Regions from separate parts of the Homo sapiens genome. Here region 2 is linked to region 1. The links are chromatin loops, found by intact Hi-C in ENCODE. Cell type or tissue: PC-3. All regions are shown on one strand. Links, peaks and the distances in the headings refer to the core of each region. The heading gives the core; the rest is flanking DNA. Region 1 holds the start of PACRG-AS1 (PACRG antisense RNA 1). Region 2 overlaps PACRG (parkin coregulated).

The links. Peaks named below come from ENCODE experiments on the same cell type or tissue, not always from the same donor. Only the 100,000 strongest peaks of a DNase experiment are listed, where the experiment ranks them.
Region 2: it touches region 1 in a loop (6-fold over the local background); 2 of 110 quality-filtered maps call a loop at or near these places.

The regions. Positions count from the first base shown.
Region 1 is chr6:163,321,678-163,333,110 of GRCh38, forward strand. PACRG-AS1 (PACRG antisense RNA 1) reads right to left here and starts at 2,796. Exons shown (of 6, transcript NR_028390.1): 1 at 2,693-2,796; 2 at 1,714-2,392. RefSeq lists an enhancer at 1-407. In PC-3, for the core only: no CTCF peak of the experiment used is centred there; a DNase peak (open chromatin) is centred at 3,134; H3K4me3 peaks cover 1,273 bases; H3K27ac peaks cover 2,887 bases.
Region 2 is chr6:162,850,256-162,861,688 of GRCh38, forward strand. All of the region lies in intron 2 of PACRG (parkin coregulated), which reads left to right. Among named protein-coding and RNA genes, the nearest start is that of PACRG, 130 kb to the left of the region's middle. RefSeq lists enhancers at 5,543-8,643, 6,436-6,999, 6,602-6,896, 7,000-7,562. In PC-3, for the core only: a CTCF peak has its summit at 6,720 (motif pointing right); a DNase peak (open chromatin) is centred at 6,756; H3K4me3 peaks cover 460 bases.

The DNA of each region.
Region 1 (11,433 bases), core at 1-8,000:
TCTGGCCTCAACTTCCCCAGCGCCTGCTGGGCATTTCCCCCAGGATGCCGAAGAGATCGATCCAAACCGAATGCATGGACCCACCTGACTCCCGCCACTCTCCGACCCCGCACCCTCTCCCCGCGGAGGGCTCCAGCTCAGTGAACAGGAGCTCACGTCACCACGGGGACCAAAATGCCGGGATTCATCCTCCTTTTTTTCCACGTCTGCACCCAGTCCAGTACAAATCCTGTCTACGACACCTTCAAGATCTGCATCTGACCAAGTCCCAGCCCCTCGTCCTCACTCTAGTCCAGGTCCCTGGCTCCCCCAGCTGACCCCCAACCTTGCAAGGGGTGGCCGGATCCTCTACCCGGAAGTCAGTGACCCTTTAAACGCCAATAAGGTCCCCATGCTCTCAACCCTCCAACGGCTTCTGCCTCCCAGCTGGGGCACATTCCAGATCTCTGCTGCGGGTGATGTGCGGCCTGAAGGATGTGGCCCTGGTTCCTCCTGAGCTGTTTCTTCCTGGTGGTGTTGGGCCCCTCTGTGGGCAGAGGCTGTGCTGGCTTCGTCCCTGCTCCAGCAGCAGGCCCAGCATATCCTCCCCACAGAGCGGTGCCTGGACGCCCCCCACAGTGTTCACTGAGCCTCCTCCCTCCCCTGGCCTCACTGTGGTCTCTGCTAAGTGTCGCTACCTCAGAAGGGCCTTCCTTGACGCCATACCTCTTAATCTCTGTCGCCTATGGCTTTACTTGCTTCAAAACATGGACGAGTGTCTGACTGCAGTACCTATATGCTTGATTTTTCACTTATTTCTTTACCGTGTGTCTCTACCCTAGGGCGTGAGCTCTGTGAGAGCAGGGAGCGCCTTTCACTATGACATCTCCCTCGCCAGGAAGCACGCCCTGGGCCTAGTCAGCCTTCAAAAGACATTTGTTGGCTGGGCCCGGTGGTTCACGCTTGTAATCCCAACACTTTGGGAAGCTGAGGCAGGTGGATCACCTGAGGTCAGGAGTTCCAGACCAGCCTGGCCAACATGGTGAAATCCCGTCTCTACTAAAAATACAATCATTACCCAGGCATGGTGGTGCTCGCCTGTAATTCCAGCTACTCAGGAGGTTGAGGCAGGAGAATCTCTTGAACCCAGGAGGCAGAGGTTGCAGTGACCCAAGATCCCGCCACTGCACTCCAGCCTGGGCAACAGAGTGATACTCCTGGGCTTTGCCCTCGTGTGTGACTTAGGCAGGGTGCTGGGCTTTGCCGTCCTGTCTGACTTAGGCAGGAGCGCTGGGCTATGCTCTCCTGTCTGATTTAGGCAGGGCGCTGGGCTTTGCCCTCATCTCTGACTTAGGCAGGGGCGCTGAGCTTTGCCCTCGTGTCTGACTTAGGCAGGGGCGCTGGGCTTTGCCCTCCTGTCTGACTTAGGTAGGGGCGCTGGGCTTTGGAGCGTGTCCTGTGTCAAAGGTACTGCTGTCTTGAGGGAAGAATTATCAGCCCAAGGTAAGATTCCTTGGAGACACTCAGGCTTTGGAAAACACAAATAGATGCTGCTCTCGTGGAGAAAGGTGTTCATTATTCTGTTTAAACCAAGTCAGAGGAAAGTATTTTAAATACCCTCCAAAGCTCCCGGAAATGCAGGGCCCACCTGTCTGTTCAAAGACAGACCAACATCCTTCGTGTGAGCTGCAGCCTAAGCAGGGGTCTGGTGTGGACGCCACGTGACACACTCACCGTCTCCTCCGGATTTCTCACTGGGTTCCTCTGGGGACCACGCAGGACCCGCACTAGATGAGCATCACTGAGGCTGCAAGCCGGTGTGCAGACCCCTTCCAGACGCTCCCCCGCCGTCCAGTGTGCCCTGTAGAGGACTCAGTGCAAGTGGCCTCAAAAGGCCATTCACATTCACATTCTCAGTGAGACCAAAGAGAAGGAGACCAAGTGTCCTGACCCCTCTGACAGCCAGAGTTACCCCAGCACACCCTAGATCAGCAGTTCTCAAAGTGGGCTCCCGGGGCAGCAACCTCAGCGTCACCTGGGAGCTTGGGAAGAGGAGCTCGTGTTCTTAGGGCCCTCCCTAGAGCCGCTGAATCAGAAACTTTGGGATGGGGTCTGTCAATCTGTGTTTGGACAAGTTCCCCAGTGACTGTCACACACCATGAAGTCTGAGAACCACTGTTCCAAACCGAGGCTTCTAACTGGATGTTCATTCCCAGCCATTTGGAAGGCTCAGCTGAAAGCCAGTGAGCCAGAAGCCAGCTCCACTGATCCTGCTTTCCAGACTGGCCATTCTCACAATGTTCCATTAGGCAATAGGGCTCTTCGGGGAAATTAATAGAATGTAGGCTTCAGGAATCATCAGAAAGCTGCAGCTTCCCTCGTCAGGGAAGCTGACGTCTACATCGTCCTCAGTCTAGAACAAGAATAATAGGTGTACCTTAGAAAAATGTGCTTTCAGTCCATCAGTAAAAAGCCAATATTGTAAAATCCTATTATCTTTGCTTCAAGTGTTATCAAAAAAATAATAATAATAAAATAAAGGCTTAGAAGTTTCACTGTTCAACATGGCATTTCGAAATATTCGATGTAATTGTTGTCTTTACATTTGAGACTTTTTTAAAAAATGAATCATTTCCATTAATACAGAAAGAAATCTTTCTAGTGGAGGCTCAAAATTCAAATAATCAGAATCAGTTCTTCTAAAATGACTTACGTATAATCTTGTTTGCCAGACACTGAAGTAAGATGTCTGTATTAGCATTTTCTCCATTGCCGCAGGTTTCTGTCTCTGTGGGTTCGTGAAAACAACCTACAGCCAAAACTATGTCCACATACAGCAAACCCACATGCCACTTGATTTCATCAAATGCATAATAGGGGCATTCTAGAACCAGAGCTTTAAATGGCCTTTTTGTCTCCTTCCTCATACATCTGGGGCAGCGAACATGACATTAAAATGCAGCCAGAAAAATGTCCCATAAAGAACTTTATTGACAACAAGGTAAATTTTTAATAACTCTTCAGTAGGCTTCATTCAAGAGGGGGTAATATGTCATATGAGTAGGATTTTTACAGCTCTCATAGGAATTCCCCATATTAAAAGAATGTTTGCAGTTTAGAGAGAACCCAACTGCAAAACATTCCTGAACTGTGACAATATTTGTCTCAATCTAATATTATGTGGTGGATCTTTGTTTGTGGAGAGGGGAGAGGCTACGTCCTGCTGGAGTGATTTTTCCATCAATTCAGGGCTCAGCAAATATGACCCAAACAAACAACCAAATTGATTAAAATGCTTTATTGAGAAGGAAGAGATTGAGTCTTGGAGACCTGTTTCAATAGCTACTCATGTCACCAGCAGGGCAAAGGCCACATAGCTGACAAATACCACCACATCTCACAGAAGAGGCTGAGGCGTCCTGGCCGAATAATGCTTTATTCTGGAAAAGATCTGTACGAATCTGCAAAGCAGTGAAAATGTGTGGACGGCTTCTGTTTCTTCAGCCGCAAGGGAGGCCACCCTTCATTGCCGGAGGAAGGCCCGCCCTCCCGGCTGTGGTTGCTGTGGAGCTCACAGGGGTGAAGGCATGTGGAAATTCACTGCACCATGCCAGCCTGCAGGACTGGGAGCGTAGTTCCCACTAAAGAGCAAACACTGTACTGTTTTTCCAAAAAAAAAAAAAAAAGTTAAAATCTGGATCCCAATGTTTGTTCACAGCAGGGCTGTAAAACAAGTAGACAAAGATCTCAGGGGCTTTGTGACAGCATGGTGGATTGGAGTTAAAAAGAGGTGGTGTCATTTGGATACACAGATAGTCTAGGCGAGCCTTGAGAGCAGAGAAACTGGCCTCCAATCTAAAACACAAAATGAGGGCTAGAGACCGGTGTGAGGTGGAGAGTAAAACCCTTTGGTTAGGATTCAAGGCCAACTAAACTGCAGCTCTGCCTTTACTCTCCAGCCTTACTTTCTCCATCTGCAAAATGGGAGGGAGGCATTGGAGGTATTTTGTGAAAATCACTTAATACTGTGCTGACACGTAATCTTTCAATAGAAGATAAGTGAAACATATAAATATAAAATATGAAATAAATAGAGAATAAACAAGGTGAACAGAGGCCAGGCGCAGTGGCTCATGCCTGTAATCCCAGCCCTTTGGGAGGCCAAGGCGAGTGGCTAGCTTGAAGCCAGGAGTTCAAGACCAGCCTGGTCAACAGGGTGAAACCCCCTACTAAAAATACAAAAATTAACCGGGAATGGTGGCACGCACCTGTAATCCCAGGTACTCGGGAGGCTGAGGCACAAGAATTACTTGAACCCAGGAGGCAGAGGTTTCAGTGAGCACTCCAGCCTGGGCGACAGAGCGAGACTCCATCTCAAACAAAAACAAAAACAAACAAAACAATGTGAACAGAAACCTATACACTCCACTCTGAAATCCCAGACAAGTTCATCTTAGATGATGTGGCCATTCGGGTCATCAGGGGAAACAACGCTGTGACCAGCCTGCCTTCTGTGACGTGGCACCAGTTTCCAGTGTCACGCAGATGTCACAGCCCTGACCAGGTTCCATGCACACCATGGAACCCGTTTGTTTAAGTTTGTTTATGGCTCTGAAAACCAAGGCATGAAACTTTAATGTTTTCCACATTACACACCTGAGAAGTGATGTTGGGTGTTAGCACAGAATACCAGAAAGCATTTCTTTTTGGCCACCGTGAACATAGACCCTATTACTTTGAAGTTTGTTTCCTCCACATTTTATTGGTGAAAATGTCAGCCTGGTTCAGTCCATCCTTCAAAGATGTGTGGCTCCTTTTATTCACAAACACCCCACAACTCCTCACTGCCATTGGCCACACCTGACTTCCTTCTGTCTCCCGTGTTCCAACGTTACATTCTTTTTTCAGAGACCTCTCAGTTACTCCTGGTTTTTAAAACCTGATTGATCATCAGTGACTGGACAAACACTTTTTAATTTCCCAAGAACCACAGACAAAAACCATGGTGAGGGATCACTGGGATTTAATCACAGATGAGATTTAATCTGTTTATTTTTAGCTTCTTTATGAAAGTTGTAGTTGTAATTTTTTTCCTTCAAAGCGACCCAAGGAACCCTACTTGCATGGTTGGTGTATGTTGAGAACACCCCTTGTCCTGGGCTTAGAGGGTTCTGGTGAGATTGGCTCACATTTCCTTGACCAGACTCAGGATAGAAGCTCACCGTGGCCATGCTAGCCATCTTCCCCTCCCCAGAAGTGAGGTGATATTGTTTGGAGATTTGTCCCCACCCAATCTTATGTTGAGACATAACCCCCAGAAGTGAGGTGATATTGTTTGGAGATTTGTCCCCACCCAATCTTATGTTGAGATATAACCCCCAGAAGTGAGGTGATATTGTTTGGAGATTTGTCCCCACCCAATCTTATGTTGAGACATAACCCCCAGAAGTGAGGTGATATTGTTTGGAGATTTGTCCCCATCCAATCTTATGTTGAGATATAACCCCCAGTGTTGGAGGTGGGGCCTGGTGGGAGGTGCTTGCATCACAGGGGCAGATTCCTCATGGCTTGGTGCTGTCCTCGCCATGGTGAGTGAGTTCTAGAAAGATCTGGTCCTTTAAGTGTGTAGCCCCTCCCCTGTCTTACACCTGCCCCTGCCATGTGACCTGCCTGCTCCCACTTCCCCTCCCGCCATGCGTAAAAGCTCCCTGAGGCCTCCCCAGAAGCCCAGCAGATGCCGGCACCATACTTCTTGCACAGCCTGCAGAACTGCAAGCCAATTAAACCTCTTCTCTTTATAAATTACCCTGTCTCATGTGTTTCTTTACAGCAATGTGAGACAGGCCCAACACGTGAGGACCCCCTCCTGAGCAGTGCCCTCAGTGGGGGAAGGACACAGGGGGTCCCCGGCCTGTGCACCCTACCCACCTGCCACAGTCATGGCTCTGTCATGGCGGTCTCTTTGTGGTTGGGTGTCTGGGTCTTCCCTGCCCTCCCATTTCCTCTTCTGCTGGGTTTGAGCCTCCTGGCTGCTTGCAGGGCCACAGCCCCAGTGCAGCGGGAGAGGAGCCTAAAGCAGCCTCAGGAGCAACCCAGGGCCTGGGATGTGGGGGTGGACAGGGTGGGCAGAGGCCAGAGGCCAACATGACGCCCTGGGCCCTCTGTGGAGATTGTTATTGCTGCTCACAACAGCCTGTTGAAGAAGCTATGTTGTCTGGGGTAAATACCCGGGGTTCATTGTCTCACACCAGGAAAACTGAGGACATGGACACACATGAGGAGTTTAGGAATGGAGGTTTAATAGGCAAAGGAGAGAGAAAGAAAGAGAAAGGAAAACAGCTTTCTCTCTAGTGAGAGAGAGGGGACTTCCCAGAGGAAAAGGCTGGCCAGCAGATGCGCTGGATTTTATAGTCAGGTTTGAGGAGGCGGTGTCTGGTTTACATTAGGGCTTACAGATTGGTCCCATCAGGTATGACGTTTATATAGCACAGGGGGAAGCCTGGCCGCCCCACCCTAATCTTATTATGCAAATGAACTTTCCTGTTGGCCAGGCCATCTTGTCTGCCCCTTACTGTGCACGTGGCTGACAAAGAGAAGGGAAGATGGAGTCACCGTCTTGAACTTGACTGGCACAACTGCCGGCATCTATGTCTGCAGCTCGATTTTACAGGCTGCTCTTTGTTAGAAAGGAAACTAATTTGGGCCTGCTTTACATGAAAAGGAAAACCTTACTGAGGACTTCCGTACCCTCACTATCTGCCTAAGTAATTTCTTCTTAACTCCTGGATCACTGTAAGGCCGGCATCGCTTCCATCCTAGAGGAGAAAGCCTGCATTCGGGGAAGTGAAGTGCTTTGCCCACTCCATCTGTCCACCACACGCCAGCCTGGAGCTGGTGCAGCAAGGCCAGGTGTGTTCTGCAGCCTCCAGGAACAGAATCCCACCCGCAGCCGCAGGGTGCACGCCCAAGGTCCTGTGTGACAGTTAAGCCGGACTCAGGGCTGCTTCAATGCCTAGGACGGGGGAGACGTTCCTGCTCTCCGGAAGCTTCAAGAGGAGTTAATGGCCACAGTCAGAAATGCTCAGGGACTTCCATACTGGGCAGGAAGTTGACCCACCCAACCCCAGAGTCCCTCACAACCCTAACATTCCCTGAGTGCACGCAAGCAAATCGAACAGTTCAATAAGTTAGCTAAACTGCACCAGGCGCAGTGGCTCACACCTGTAATCCCAGCACTTCGGGAGGCCAAGGTGGGCCGATCACTTGAGGTCAGGAGTTTGAGACCAGCCTGGCCAACGTGGCAAAATCCCATCTCTACAAAAAAAAAAACAAAAATTAGTCAGGCATGGTGGCTCATGGCTGTAATCCCAGCTACTCAGGAGGCTGAGGCATGAGAATTACTTAAGCCAGGGAAGCAGAGATTGCAGCGAGCCAAGATGGCACCACTGCACTCCAGCCTGGGCAATAGCATGAGACTCAGTCTCAAAAGAAAAAAAAAAGTTAGCAAAACTGTAAAGAGCAGTTTATCCAAAGGCCGAAGCAAAGGGAGGCAAGGACATCTTCAGCTCCCACTCCCTCTGAAGTCAGCATATCTCATCTCCACGCCATCCAGCACTCTGCATCCCTCCCCTACTCCACCCTGCAGTCAGCATCCCATCCCCACTCCCCTGCAGTGTGCATCCTCCCCAACTCCCCCTGCAGTCAGCATCCCTCCCCAACTCCCCCTGCAGCCAGAAAACCTCCCCCACTCACCCTGCATTCAGCGTCCCTCCCCAACTCCCCCTGCAGTCAGAATCCCTCCCCAACTCCCCCTGCACACAGCATCCCTCCCCAACTCCCCCTGCAGTCAGAATCCCTCCCCAACTCCCCCTGCAGCCAGAATCCCTCCCCCACTCCCCCTGCACTCAGCATCCTTCCCCCACTCCCCCTGCAGTCAGAATCCCTCCCCAACTCCCCCTGCAGCCAGAATCCCTCCCCCACTCCCCCTGCAGCCAGAATCCCTCCTTGGCACTTTCCTTTCTCCCCTTCCCCCCTATTCCCAGAAAAGCAGGACAGCACCCTCCTGGCTCAGAAGTGTCCCCTGGTTCCCATTTCTCTGTGTCCCTTTCCTTCCAGGTGGTGTGAGGGTCCAACTCTGACTTAGGATCTAGGAAACAAGAGTTTCCAGCCACGCGCTGCCACTGAACAGCTGGGAGGTCTTGGCCAAGTAACTTCAACTCTGTGGGCCCCAGTTTCTCTGTCTGTAAAATGAATGGTGGGGCCAGGCTTGATCTCTAAAGTTTCCCCCAAGCACTGGAGTTGGGACTCTGATCCGTGATCTAGAGAATCAGGTGCTACTTCTCCCACGTAGCATTTTACCACCATCTGCCTCCGTGGGCCTTTGGAGGGGAGTAAATACAGCCAAGGCGACTCCAATCTGGGGCACTCTCCACAGGGGAGGGAGCTGACTCCTGGAGTGGGATCGCCCCACAGAGATGCTGCAGGTCACCCCCCTCCCCTGGCTAAAGCGTTTCTCAGGGAGGAAATGGGACTTGGCCCAAGGTTGTCCGCAGGGGCCTGGGAATGAGTCACCCTGGAGTGTGGCCCTTGTGGAGAGCATCCTGTGCCAGCCTCGCCCCCTCCCAGTGTTCTGGGGCCCCTCTGTCAAGGCTGCTTTCTCCAAGGCTGAAAGGGCCCTGGCTCTTTCTCACAGCTCCTCTCTGCTGGGAGCCCCGCTTGCCATGGCCACCACGCCAGGAGGTTCTTTCCATGTTTACTCGCTTTCTAGCCCATGAGACCTTTCTCTTCTCCCTCTAATCCTTTCTGCCCTATGCAGGCATCCCTAAGAGGCCTCACTTCTGTCCTTAATGACCCGCAGCGTGGGACCCCATGCTGGCTCTGTCACACCGAGTGGAATCCCATCTTCCTCATTATTTTCCTTGCATTTTCCAACTTATTTTCTCTGGAAAATCTTAAAATTTGAATTGCTGCTTTGTGGGGACAGTTTCAAGTTTGAGTCAGGCAGGATCAGAGCACCTGATTCTTATTTGAATACGATAAACCTTTATTATAACTCTTATTTTAGGGTCGGGGTACCTGCGCGGGTTTGTTATATCGGTTAACTGCATGTCACAGGGCTTTGGTGCACAGGTAATTTCATCCTCCGGGTAATAAGCCTGGTACCCAGTAGGTATCTCCTCTGATCCTCTCCCTCCTCCCACCCTCCGCCCTAAAGTAGCCCTGGTGTCTGCTGTTCCCATCTTTGTGTCCATGTGTTCTCATCACTTAGCTCCCACTTACAAATGAGAACATGTGGTATTTGGTTTTCTGTTCCTGCATTAGTTTGCTAAGAGTAATGGCCTCCAGCTCCATCCACTTCCCTGCAAAAGACACCATCTCATTTTTTTATGGCTGGGAAAGATTCCACGGTGTATGTACACCACAGTTTCTTTATCCAGTCTACCACTGATGGCCATTTAGGTTGATTCTCTGTCTTCGACAGCACCTGATTCTAAAGGAATAAGGAGAGTAGTTTGATCCAGTGAGAAATGAGACAGATGTGGGGGGCATCTTTACCGAATGGTGTCCCCGCTGCATAAGCAGAGATGTGTTGCAAGGGATCTCTGGATTATAAGCTCCTGTTTTTATCATATCCCCTCATGTGTTGACCAGGTGCTGCTTGCCCAGCATGCTGTGAACCTGCACTGAGAGGGAAGGTGGTGTCTCCGGGGGTGGGAAGCAGCAGCCTCAATTTGCTGGCAGGGCCCTGAGCACCTAACCTAGGGGGGAGCGCCTAACCCAGGGGGAGCGCCTAACCCAGGAGGGAGCGCCTAACCCAGGGAGGGGCACCTTACTCAGTGGGGACCGCTTAACCCTGGGGGAGCGCCTAACCCAGAGGGGAGCGCCTAACCCAGGGAGAAGTGCCTAACCTGGGGGGAGCACTTAACCCAAGAAGGAGCACCTAACCCGGGGTGGAAGCAGACACCTCTCACGGGAGCTACCCCAAACTCTGCAGAAATCATCTGAGTCCCTTTGTTCCTCCCCTTCTCATTCACCCCTTCTTCCTGACCCTTTTCTTAATCCAGCTTCTTTTTATCTCCTTTTCCTCTTTCTCCATCTCTGTGGCCTAGTCCAAGGATCTCTAGTGGAATTCCGGGGCAGCTATTGGTCCACAGAAACAGAGCAGTGAAGTCCTCCAACAATGCAATGAGTTACTGCAAATGAAGGGAAGCACGTGGGTGGAAACAGGCGGGGCCGACCCAGGGAAGGACAGAAATGGGGCTGATAAAGGAAGAAGAAGGCCATGCATGGTGGCTCACGCCTGTAATCCCAGCACTTTGGGAGATGGGCAGATCACTTGAGTACAGGAGTTTGAGACCAGCCTGGGCAACATGGCAAAACCTCGTCTTTACAAAAAATATACAAAATTAGCCAGGGGTGGCGATGTGCACCTGTGGTTCTAGCTACTTGGAGGCTGAGGTGGGAGGATCACTTGAGCCTGGGAGGCAAAGGCTATAGTGGCTGAAATCACATCACTATACTCCAGCCTGGGCAACAGAGCAAGACCCTGCCTCAAATTTTTTTTTCAAATATTAATAATAATAGAGAGAAACTGAGTCCGAGTGCCCACTGCCCCTGCTCCCCAGGGCAGGGAGAGGGGATGCAGGGCCAGGCCGTGCTGGACCCGGGCCATGAGTGCCCCTGGGTACCTGGTGGCTCTGAGTGGTTTTCTTGTAAACCATCTGAGCTGGCTCAAAGGAGCCTCTGCTAAGTGGGGTGACAAATGTCATTCTCCATTGAAAGAAGGAGATCCTCTGCCTGACACCTAAAGAAGCTCCCTGGTGTCACGATTCCCCCCTGGCCACTAATCCAACTCTGGAGGCTGTGCTTCATTTCCTCCCTGGTCTCAGCTGTGATCCCTGTGCTTTCACTCCCTTCCCCACCAAAACCCATAAGCTGAGCTCTTTAGAGCAAAGGGCTATTTTTCTGCCCTTTCCCCTACGTCCAGTATGCCCATCCCCTGATGCATGAGCACCACCCCCAACCCCACTTAGAGGATATCGTGCACACTGCACAGGCCAGCAGCACCTCGCCGCCTGGCCTCCCACATCTGCTTCATGATGAGGCTACCAGCGTCCCAGAGAGTGGAACTCAGGTACAACGTGATCAAGGGGCATGACTCAGCTTTTTCTCAAACAGTTCTCTTTGTATCAGTTCGCATATCTTGGACAGTCTTCACTGAAGGGTGAGGATGGGGAAGAAATTCAATTCATGTGTTGAATGCCTATTTGACTAAGTGCAATGCCACTTCACAATGCTTATTAAGGAAGAGAAATAAAAATTAATTTTAAAAAGTTAGGGTCACAAAAGAATATATACAAATGACCAAGAAGCATGCTAAAAAAGTTCTTGTTTTCATAAATCATCAGGGAAATGCAAGTCAACCACATTAAAATACACCACACATTCTCCAGA
Region 2 (11,433 bases), core at 2,060-10,059, 470 kb before region 1:
TGGCTTTCTAATGTGATAGAGTAGGCATGCATAGATTAAAACTATGATATAGTGAAATATATAATTGGTCTTCAGCCCATTTCCTGGCATAGGGCTCCTAAAATCCTTAGAATCTCCAAAATGATATCCTTTTTTATGCAAATAAATCAACAGATGGCAGAGGTAGCTTCAGAAAGGAGCTGGTCACTAGAAAGACCAAAGCATGACTAGAGTGTTGGAACTTTCAGCCCTACCCCTGAACCCAGGGAGGGGAGAGGGGCTGAGGGTTAAGTTGATGGCCAATGCACAATGGTTTAATCAATCATGACTATGTAATGAAGCCTTCATAAACCCACAAAAGGACAGGGCTCAGGGAGCTCGGAATAGCTCAGCATGTGTAGGTTCCTGGAGGGTGGATCACCTGGAGAGGGCGGGGAAGCTCCACACCCTTTCCCCCATATCTTGCCCTATCCATCTCTTCATCTGTATTTTGTGTAATATCCTTGATAATAAACCAGTAAACTTAAGTGTTTCCCTTAGTGCTGTGAGCTACTCTAGCAAATTAACCAAACTAAAGAGGGAGTTGAGGAAACTCCAGCTTGAAGCTGGTTGGTCAGAAATTCTGGAGGCCGAGACTTGCAAATGGTGTCTGGGGGAGGGAGGAGACAGTCTTGCGGGCCTGAGCCCCCAGCCCAAGGGATCGGATGCCATCTCCAGGTGAACAGTGTCAGGACTGAATCCTAGGACACCCAGCTGGCATTTACTACAGAATTGATTGTTGCCTATTGGTGGGGAAATCCCCCACACATTTGGCCACAGCATTTTCTGTGTTGACTGCGGCGGCAGTGGGGTGAGAGCGGAGGAAAATGCTTTGATTTTTCCCTAACAAGGACCAATCTGATAGATCCCCACCTGCCACTGAACCTCCTGGTGAGCACGTGTCCAGCTGCGGCTGGTAGATTGTGATTCACAGGGAGGTCCACTTAATAAATGCCCAGCTCTCTCTCCTGTCCTCTCCTGTCTCCTTGCCTCCCTTCTGCACCCTGGCCACAGCTTCCCCAGCTCGGCTCCTGCTGTCTCTTCACCCACACTATGATCTCCTTCATTCCCACACACGTTCTCTTCTCTAGAGGACTGACCTTCAAAATAACTCATTCACATTTATCCCAAAAGAATTCTGAAAAATGGTAGTCTCTTAGAGATCTTTATTCTGGCATCTAAAATGCATGTTTATCATAGTTGCAAGCAATGTAATTTCTAGTGAAATACAAATATTGACATTTAAAAATAAAATTATTTTTTTCACTCTGTTAATTGTATCCAGCCAGTTCTTAGTACCATTAGGGATCTGATTCTCACCATCAGTCATTTTAAAAATACATGAATTTGCTTTTCTTTAATTGCCAGATTTTTATGTTGTTCTTTTATCCCCCTTGAAACTGTATTTTCATTTCACTCTCCTCTCAGAATGTTTTCCTAATGTAACTTTTTATTCTGAAAATTATTATTGATTATTATATGATATGTAAATTAATTTAAACATTAAAAAATTTCCCATAACCATGTGTCCAAGAATTTAAATATATTTAAAATGTGTATTTATACATAGACACCACTTTGAAATGGTGTCCATCTACCTATCTTATGTAAGAGAGTGAAAAGTATAGAAGGAAAAAGAAAGAAAAGAGAAAAGAAAAGAAAGGAAGGGAGAAAGGAAGGGAGGAAGGAAGGAAGGGAAAAGAGAAAAGAAAAGGGAGGGAGGGAGGGAGGGAGGAAGGAAGGAAGGAAGGAAGGAAGGAAGGAAAGATGGAAAGCTCCATCCTGGATAAATTTTGTCATTAGAAGTATTACTAATGCATAACTTTCAGAACACCTGTTGTTAACCAGCAGGCTTGTCCACAAGTAAATCTGAACCATGATGACTCTAGAACCCAGGGCTTGATCCTTCTCCGTCTCAGAGGGGCTACAATTCAATCCAGTTTTTTTGTGATCAGCTTCCCCCAGAACTGGTGATTGCCTCCATCTGACTAGAGTAGGGTGGGGTTTAAGTATTCCTATGCGTCCAGGGTCCTCAATTCTGGGCATCTTTCTCAGACAACTCCCAGAAGGAACTGGCACCAGCACTACTGACCCCCGGGGGCCAGGGTGCTGCCAGCAGCAGAACCCCCAGCGCAGGCTGAGAGGCTAAGACGCGCTTCTGTGGGATGGGGAGCCTCCTTCTCCTGCGGGACTGTGGAATTTGTCCTGAACCCTGGCAGGTAGAGACCACAAAGGGACCTACCTTGCATGAAAAACATAGATGTATTACAAATTGTGATAGGTGATTTTTAAGCATAAAAGTAACATTTTGTATGAAATTCATCTCTTGATAGTCCAGGCTTTTGTTTTCAATTGGTCCATACATGTGGCTGAATACTAATTTATTGTTAGATAAAATGAGGCCCAGCATTAATTTCGAGCCTATGTTTTATTTTATAGAAGGAAGCACAAGAAAGCCCTGTTATAATAAAGCAGATGTGAATGAAAGGAATTTTAACAATGTGACTCAATTCTTTGAACTTATCCTGAGAATTATATGCCAACAATCACATAGCAATTCATTAATCAATAATTCTTTTTAGTGATCTCATCACTGATAAACTGTCGGGTCTGCCTTCAATTTTCTTGAAAGCCAAAAACTAGAAACTGCCTGACTTACAACAGGATTTGCTGCCCAGCCGTCAAAGCCATTCCCCTTCTCAACACCGTCACCAACATGATTTCAAACGGAGCCTGTGGCCTGGTGACCTGGGGCCTTGCAGCCAGAGACAGTGAACTGTCAGGTTTGGGATGGATGAGAGATTTCCTTCTTTTGTAAAGCGGCAGAACTATTGTGAAAGGGGAGTAGAGAAAAGAGAACACCAGGGGCTTTCCTGAGCAGATCATCACTTTCAGAAAAGAGTACACTGAACGTTTAAAATCTGGAAATTGAACTCCTTAAAATTATTTGCATTTGGGTGCTCCTTGGAAAGCCTTTGTATGCCAAAGCTTTGTGTACCCAGTATAAAAATCTCTGCTCCAGAATGGCTTGATCTCCTTGGAGATCAGGCAGAAAATTCTGTCTTTTGCTTTTCTTTGCAATACCTGGTTGAACCACTGACTTACCGTACGTTTTAACTTTCCTGATATCCTACCATTATGTGTTACTATCAGCCTCGAATCATCCTTTCTTATTATTTTATTCACAGAACTGTGGTGTTCTCAGTCCTTGTAGCCAATCTTCTTGTTTTTATCACAGCCTTAATAAGACAGAAAGAAATATGCATACAAAGCTATACTACCAGATAACACAGGAACAGAAAACCAAATACCACATGTTCTCCCTTATAAGTGGGAGCTAAATGATAAGAACTTATGATCACAAAGGCGGAAACAACACACACTGAACTTAGCATCTGGGGGATGTAACAGTATGTACAACAAACGCCCATGATGCGTGTTTGTCTATGTAACAAACCTTCACATGTACCCCTAAACCTAAAATAAACATTTTTTAAAAAGCTATACTACCAGATATGAAACCTTGGGCAAAGTACTTAACCTCTTTCTAAGTCTTGGTTTCCTTGTTTGTATCTATGTATCTACCTCATAGGGTTGTCATTTATTATAAAGATGAAATAAGACCATATATTCTTGAACTTAGAATATTGTTGGGTCCATGCTAGGTATAAATATTAACTATTATTATTAATATCATTAGTATCATTATACATTTAAAATCTCTAACATATTCTATGGTCAACAGTTGAAGGAAATATATTACTAATCTATGTCCATAAATTTTACTTCCCACATATTTTGACTTAAACTATAGTTTTTATTTTGTATTTGCCTTATATATTTAGTTCTCATTAACCTGCTAGTTCTGGGAGAAGGAGACCATTTTCTTTCTGTTTTTTTTTTTTTTAATTGAATGATTTTGTTTTATTCATCTTTATTTTCTTGACTATATATAGTATCCTGCGCATAGTAAGCATTCAGTAATGTTTGTGGAATTAAATTTTGTCAAAGCACACATTTTTTATTTGTGAAAGTCCATGAGTAGCTAATGATCTATTAAACTGGGAACAGAAACTTCTACCTGCATAGTTCCACAAAAGAAAACCATCTGTGTGTTTGTTTAACCAGTAGAATTGAAAGATGTTTTGACTTTGCTCCAGGAATTAGAGTTCCATGTGACCTCCAGATAATGCTGTCTGACACATAATCAGGCCTCATAGAGAAGGAATTAAAAAGCAAGCATTACAGATCCTACATTATTATTATTATTTTTTGGTTTGAGACTGACTTTATTTCTCTCCAAAAAGAAATTAAAGCAAATATTTGTGTATGCAGTTTTAAAACCTATATTTGTTTTGATAGATGGTGTAACTGACATTCATTGGTATGTACGCATGAGAGTATGACTAAAAAGGCCTCTGTACGGCTAGTTATAAACCTTTCAGTTTAGTCTGTGGCTGTACCAGCTAGGCCTACTATGAATTGTGTTTGATTCTGACTTCACCTAAATGAGCCTGATGACACGTGTGAAAAGCCCCACTTCGCTGGTTTTAGCACAGCTGTCCCTTCAGCAGACCGTGACTTGCCATTGAATTTCACATGGGTAGTCCCTTTGGAGGTGCACAGAGTCCGAAAAGCGTTTCTTCCGCCCTTCCTCTTATCACCGTATCCTTGCGCTCTTCCTAGAGCAGCCGCTGCAGCAGCATCGCTTCTACGCTGTGCCCTGCGAGCGCGCCTGGCTTGGTCGCTGCTGAAGTGGCTGAATCTTAGGAGCAGAGGACTCCCCACGCAGTCTCATGTGAACCATGATTCCTTCGTTCACTCCCAGCCCTGCTGTTAACTAGCTGTGTGATCTTGAGCAAGCTGTTGCTGCCTTCTCAGACTCGGCGTAAGCTGGAGATAATGCCCAGCGCTGACACCTGGTAGAGCTGTTGTAAGGATTAGGTGGAGGAGTGCCTGTAAAACACTTAGCACCCTATCTGGCACACAAAAAGAACACAGTACATGATGATCGTGTTATAATTGTGATTTATGACACTGATGAAATTAGTAGGAAAAGTGGTCTCTGTCAGCCCTTCAGGACTTCAGTTTAGACTAATTCCTAATCTTATAGACACTCTTCTTTTTTGCGTATCAGAGATGTAAGTATTGTAAATGTGTCTTAAATTATATCTTATTATCTGATGAAGGAATTATTATAGCCATCTGTCTTAAACTGTTATTCTAAGAAAAAAAAATGGAGAAAGAAGAAATACAGAGTGAGGGACTTAAAAATATTGAAATGGCTTTCAAAATAAAATAATCCCAAAATATGGTACGAGACAACAGAGAGATCAGAGAAGCAAATAGCCAGGAAGAAGCTCTCCTGTCAATTTGAATGTAACTTATGACAAGGGACATGGGAATAGATACCCCCAATCGTCCCAGCGGTGTGTGTTCCCACCCCAGCTTCCCAGCGCCCCAACTCCCTGCTTCTGGGACGTTTAGTCATGTTTTCTCCACTGGAGATGCCTCCATAGGGCGTAGCAGTTCCTGGAGCACAGTGGACACTGGGTGGGAGACAGGTGATTTAACTGGCCTTCCTTGGGCACCAGTGAACAGATGTTGTTGCTAGTCAGTTATGGCCCCTTCTCACGGAGTCCGGGTTCAGGTTCTGCCCCTCATTTCTCAGACAGCGTCCCAGGCCACCTCCACCCATGCCGGACTTTATGCCTTCCTTGACCGGGAGGGCCACTTATCCTTGTTCAGGTCCAAAGCTGCGAGTTTTGGTTTTGTTGTTGTTGTTGTTATTGTTGTGTTTAGAGACTTGGTCTGGCTCTGTCACCCAGGCTGGAGTGCAGTGGTGTGATTACAGCTCAATGCGGCCTCGAACTTCTAGGATCAAAAGAGATCCTCCCACCTCAGCCTCCCGAGTAGCTGGGACTACAGTAGTGTGCCACCATGCCTGGTAATTTTTTAAATTTTTTGTAGAGATAGGGTCTCACTCTTTTGTCCAGTCTGGTCTTGAACTCCTGGCCTCAAGCTATCTTCCCACTTCGGCCTCCCAAAGTGCTGGGATTATAGGCATGAGCCACCGCACCTGGCCTAAAACTGCATTGTGCATATAGCCGTGGAAGTGCTGAATTGTATTGTTATCGGGTACTTTAATAGTGATACATTCAACCGGCTGTGTGGCCTTGGGAGAGTCATTTCAACATGATGAAGGTCCAAGCCCAGGAGATGATCAGAGAATCATCCCGAGTCTCCTGCAGCCCTGGAGCATCTTCTGGTAGCAAATAATCTAAACAGGTATCTTAATAGGTGAGCGGCACGTCTCGAAGAAAAAAATCTCTCCACACAAATGGTAAAGGTCTTGAAGGAGCACCAGATCTGTAGCGTGTGCAGCACCACACTTTTCATATATGATGTGATTAGTGTAAATAAGTAGTTGATTTTGCTTCATAAGTCAAATGATGATTCTTTTACAAATAGCCGTTTGAATAATTCTTTACACCTGCTACTTAGCCATAGTTTTGCTGGAAGGATTGAGTTTTCTTCTGAAGACACAGCACTACTCTGAAGCTTATTTCCCCCTGAATTTTGTTTTTCCCATTTTTGGCTGAGAAGGCATCTGGAGTGACTCCAGCGGGTTTACCTAGGTTTTCCCTGAAGAGGTTTAGGTGATTAGACAATAACAGAAGGAAAAGTAGAGTTGCCAGTAGGTGGCTCACTATGAATGTGCTTGGGACGGGATCAGACATGTCACCCCTCCTCCACTTAGCCTTTGTTTTCAATCCCTGCTGCTTTGAGCCTTTTTCTATAATGTCTGAGTCATTTGCAGCGGGGTGGGTAAAGAGGGGAGAAAGAAGAAAGCAAGCAAGCAACAGCCTTTGAGCTCCGGAATAGCAAAGGCCCCCATCTTGCTCCGAGAGTTCACAGAGTATAGCCCAGTCCGAGTTCTCTTTTCCACGCACACTTGCTTGTTCTTTTGTTCCTTGTGTCCTTGGCAAAGACTGAAAGAACTAAGCCTGGAATACTTGGGCCCTCCCGTGTCACTTAAGAAATAATAAGCCATTGTCCTCATTAAGCCACCCTTGTTTTAGCAAATAGAATCCAGATACCGGAGAGGGAACATTTTGAAGGGAGGCAGAATTAGAGTAGAGATGCTTTACAAAATTCCCTAGAGAAACTGCTTTGTTTCTCCTATTTTATTGCTCCTTACTGAGAAGATTCATATTCAAATGGGTTGGGGTTGTGAATAGCGGCTTGCACATTCTCATGCACCCAGGAAGGCTATGATTATGGCTAATTACAATGAAGAATGAAGCTCTAACAAGAGTGTTCCATCAGATTGTCATTCATGCATGAAGTAACTTAGGCTGGCCAATGGAGGTGTGATTTTGGTAATTACAAACAATGTGGCTATTTGAAAAATGCTTAGTAAATCTGTTCAAGACAAAATAAGGTCTAATTAATCACTTTAGCTCTGAATTCTCCAGATGATCCATTTGCTCTGTTTTTTTTTTTTTAATTTAAGGTCTCTTTAATAAACTAGATCTAAGATATAAAATATGTTCTCGTTGCCCACACTTAAATGCAACTGTGTTACCTGTTTCAAAGGCTTCTTAATTCTGCCAATCATGTTGCAACCTGCTTTTAATGCAACTTGACAGAAGGCTTTTAAAAATAAATGTGTGTATATTCTTGTTGTTACCTGACAAGAAAATGGTTTATGAAAAGTTACTGTAAAACATTAACTATTAATTTAGAAGCCATATTGGTATCATCATTGTGCTGACATATATTAACTCTTGAATATTCGGTGAATGTTGTGTTTAGCACTTAAGTAATGTCTAACTATATGTATTAGTTTGTTTTCACACTGCTATAAAGAACTACCTGAGACTGCATAATTTCTAAACAAAAGAGTTTTAATTTACTCACAGTTCCACATGGCGGGGGAGGCCTCAGGAAACTTAACAATCACGGTGGAAGGCAAAGGGGAAGCAAGGCATATCTTACATGGCAGCAGGAGAGAGATAGAGAAGGCGGAAGTGCCACACTTTTAAACCATCAGATCTCATGAGAACTCACTCGCTATTATGAGAACAGCATGGGGGAGCTGCCCCCATGATCCAGTCATCTCCCACCAAGTCCCTCCTTTGACCCATGGGTATAACAATTCAAGATGAGATTTGGGTGGGGACACAGAGCCAAACCAATCACTATATTATAGGGGAGAAAAAGTAATATATTTTCCTTACCTATCACAAGGTTCGTGGCTGAGAACCTTAGAGCAAAGGACAGAGTAACAAGAGAAAAACATCACATTTATTTAATAGAGGTTATGTGACATGGGAGCCTTCAGAAATGGAGACCCAAAGAAACAGAGATGTGTGTACTTTTATGGACAGGCATGCAGAAGTAAGACTGGAGGATGAAATGGCATGCTCCAATCGGTACAAACTGGGGGCAACTCAGGGAGACCTGATTGCCCAGTTTCTTCTCCGTGTTCCTGAGTGACATTCCTTCCCTCCTGGTATAGGGCAGTACTCCTGTCACATGAGGTCTTCAGGGAAGAAGTGAGGCCGCAGGTCAAAGAGTGGCCTTCCCTGCGGTCATGGCCTGTTTCAGGGAAGAAGGGGTGGAGGGAATTCTAGTTTCCATGCCTACTTCAGGAGACAGAGGACAGGAAAAGTCACAGAGACCCTCCTGCTTCTGCGGCGTTTTCCATTTTCTTGAGCTTAAAACAGTACACAAAGGTGCTATATTTTGGAGTATCATGTTCTGAACCCCAAAAATATTCTACCTTAAATAATTGGAGGCCTCCATGAAGGCACAATGATGACATAGGAACTTATGCCTCTCTATCATTTTTTTTTTCAGTAGATGATTGAAGCGAAGCTGTTTTATGCTTGTCTCTTTTCCCGTTTGCCATTTTTGTACCTTTGTTCTCTCACCTAAAAATAGACTAATAAATGGCCAGAGTTGTTGCAAGAAATGTACAATGATAAAAACATCTAATTATTGGTTTTAAATGCATCAATCTTCAATTTCTTTTAAATGTCTACTAGAATGAAATCTGCCCAACTATCTGAGGAGCTTTGTTATTTTTAACTTATTTGGTTTCTATACATGAACCCAAAGGAACTACCTTTTCCTAATTGAATTAGCAGGGCTAGAAATTCAACTCAGCACACGTTTAACTGAGGAGTATCAGGGTTCAGAACACGCTACCCCAAAATGTGACACCTCGGAGGTCACTCTCTCACCTTCTCCCTCCCTCCTTTCCTTCATCTTCCTTTCTCCCCTGAGGAGGTTCATAGAAACCAAAATTTCTCTTTGCCAAAGCAAACCATAAAACCTAGAAAGGCCACTTTCTGACCTTCTCCTTTCTCCCCTGAAGACCCTCAAGTGATAGGTGTCTTGCCCTGAACAGAAAGGCCAAGAAGAAGCTAAACAAATAAGCCTTGCAGAGTCCCCTCAGTTTAGTACATTAGGTCGTACCCCCTTTTTGTCCAGTCACATTTCTATACAACTGTACATTTTTCCTGGAACCTATGCAAAAAAATTACATAGTTTTTCCTGGGTCTTTGGGTCTTAATTTCAGAAGGCACCTTCCTGTGTCACAGAAAACTTTTGTTACATAAATTTTTTTATGCTTTTCTCTTGTTAATCCGCCTTCTGTTATAGTAGTCTCCGCCATGACTCTTGTAGCTGGTGAGGAAAAGGTATTATTTTTTCTCCCCTACAAGAGTAATGGATTTTACAACTTTGACTGTTATACTTTCTAAAAAATGGGTTTAGCAGGGAGGTGGGGGTGGGGGAGAGAGAAGGAAGACACAAAAAAAGACTAGTTTTTATACAGATATTTTCTTATTTTAACTAATTTATATCATCTATAAAGGGAAGCAAATATTAACGTTATTAGTTTCCTCAAGAGGATAACTAAAGAAAACATTCTTGTAACAGGGGAAGAAGTAATTCCATACCTATTGTATCTATAGAGCTGTGCATTTCATGTCTCTAAAATGGAGTAATTTAAAGTTAAAAGGCCTCTTCTAGTAGTTTTCACCAAATGAATTTTATATATACTGAAGACAGATAAAATAAAAATGGTACAGAAAAACGGGAGTTTTAGAGTCTTGTTTCAATTCTTTAGAAAGTAAGTTGTCTAGCAGAACATGCCAACTTGGTTGCCTAAGAGCAATGTAAACTTGAGTCCCACTCGCCATGTTGAATTATTCTTGTTTCTATTTAGCAAGTGGTCTGGAGTCTTTGATCTGCAATGTGTGTAGTTAAAATCATTGTGGCTATTATTTTATCTGCCCAAAATACAGATTTTCTAGGATTTGACAGTATAAAGCATTTGCTTTAATAAGTTGAGATTTAATATTTAATGGTTTCTCTCAAATTCCTGATTGGTCAATGTATTGTTGCCAATTTGTAAATTTTTATCAAAGGTACAAATTTGAAATGTTTTGCTGTATATCATGGAAGAGAAGCCATGATTATGTTCCCTAAGCAAGTTACGGAGGCTTAGAGTGGATAATTATTCTCTCCTTGTCCTGGTACTGCCTTTGAAGAATTTCCATGTTGAGGGTAAGAGAAGATGGTTTAAAAACCTGATGAATTTAGGTAGTTGCTTGAGAGAATGAGTAAAGTCCATTTTTTCCCTGATTAAAATTAAGTCTGTTAGTTGCTTTTTTGCTCACCAAACACATCAATACAGATGCAGATAAGGTGAGGCCTCTTCCTGTAAATCAGCTGTCAAGGCCTATCGGGGAGAAAAACAATGGACAAGGAGGCAAACTGCTTCTCATGAAGGCTGTGCGCTTCTTGTTTGCAAGAAGAATATTTATGGGCTTCACAGCTGGCAGCAAAGAACATTTAAATATATAACTTCATACACATGCAAAGCATTTTGTAGATTAAATCAGCTCGAAGTGTAGAACCTGAGAGGGTTAATAGAATTTCTTGGTAACCATTTAATAAAATTAATGTGCTATTAGTCTGATGTCTTAATTCAATTGGCTGATATATATTCCCAGTTTTCACTCATAGGTGAGCCTTAGAAAAAGTTAGTAAAGATTGTTTTAAGATTGCCAATTTTCTAAGAATGGGAATACAATAAAATGTAGGTAATCAAAATATTGAATCTTTGATCTAGGATCTGTTAGGATAGCAATAATAGGTGCATATATAATGTCTTGTATATTCCTCAAATTTTTATTATTTCCTTTAACTTCCAAAATTAAGAAACTGCCAGAAAAGTATGGCAGGTGTTCTTAGCTACCTATCAAAGCGAAAGCAACTGAGACCCTGAGTGAAGTCGTCAACACAAGGAGCACCACAGAGGGAACGTGGAAGCTCTAAGCAAAACCCACCTCCCTCTGCCTCACCACCCACCTCTCATTATACACATCTATTTCCATC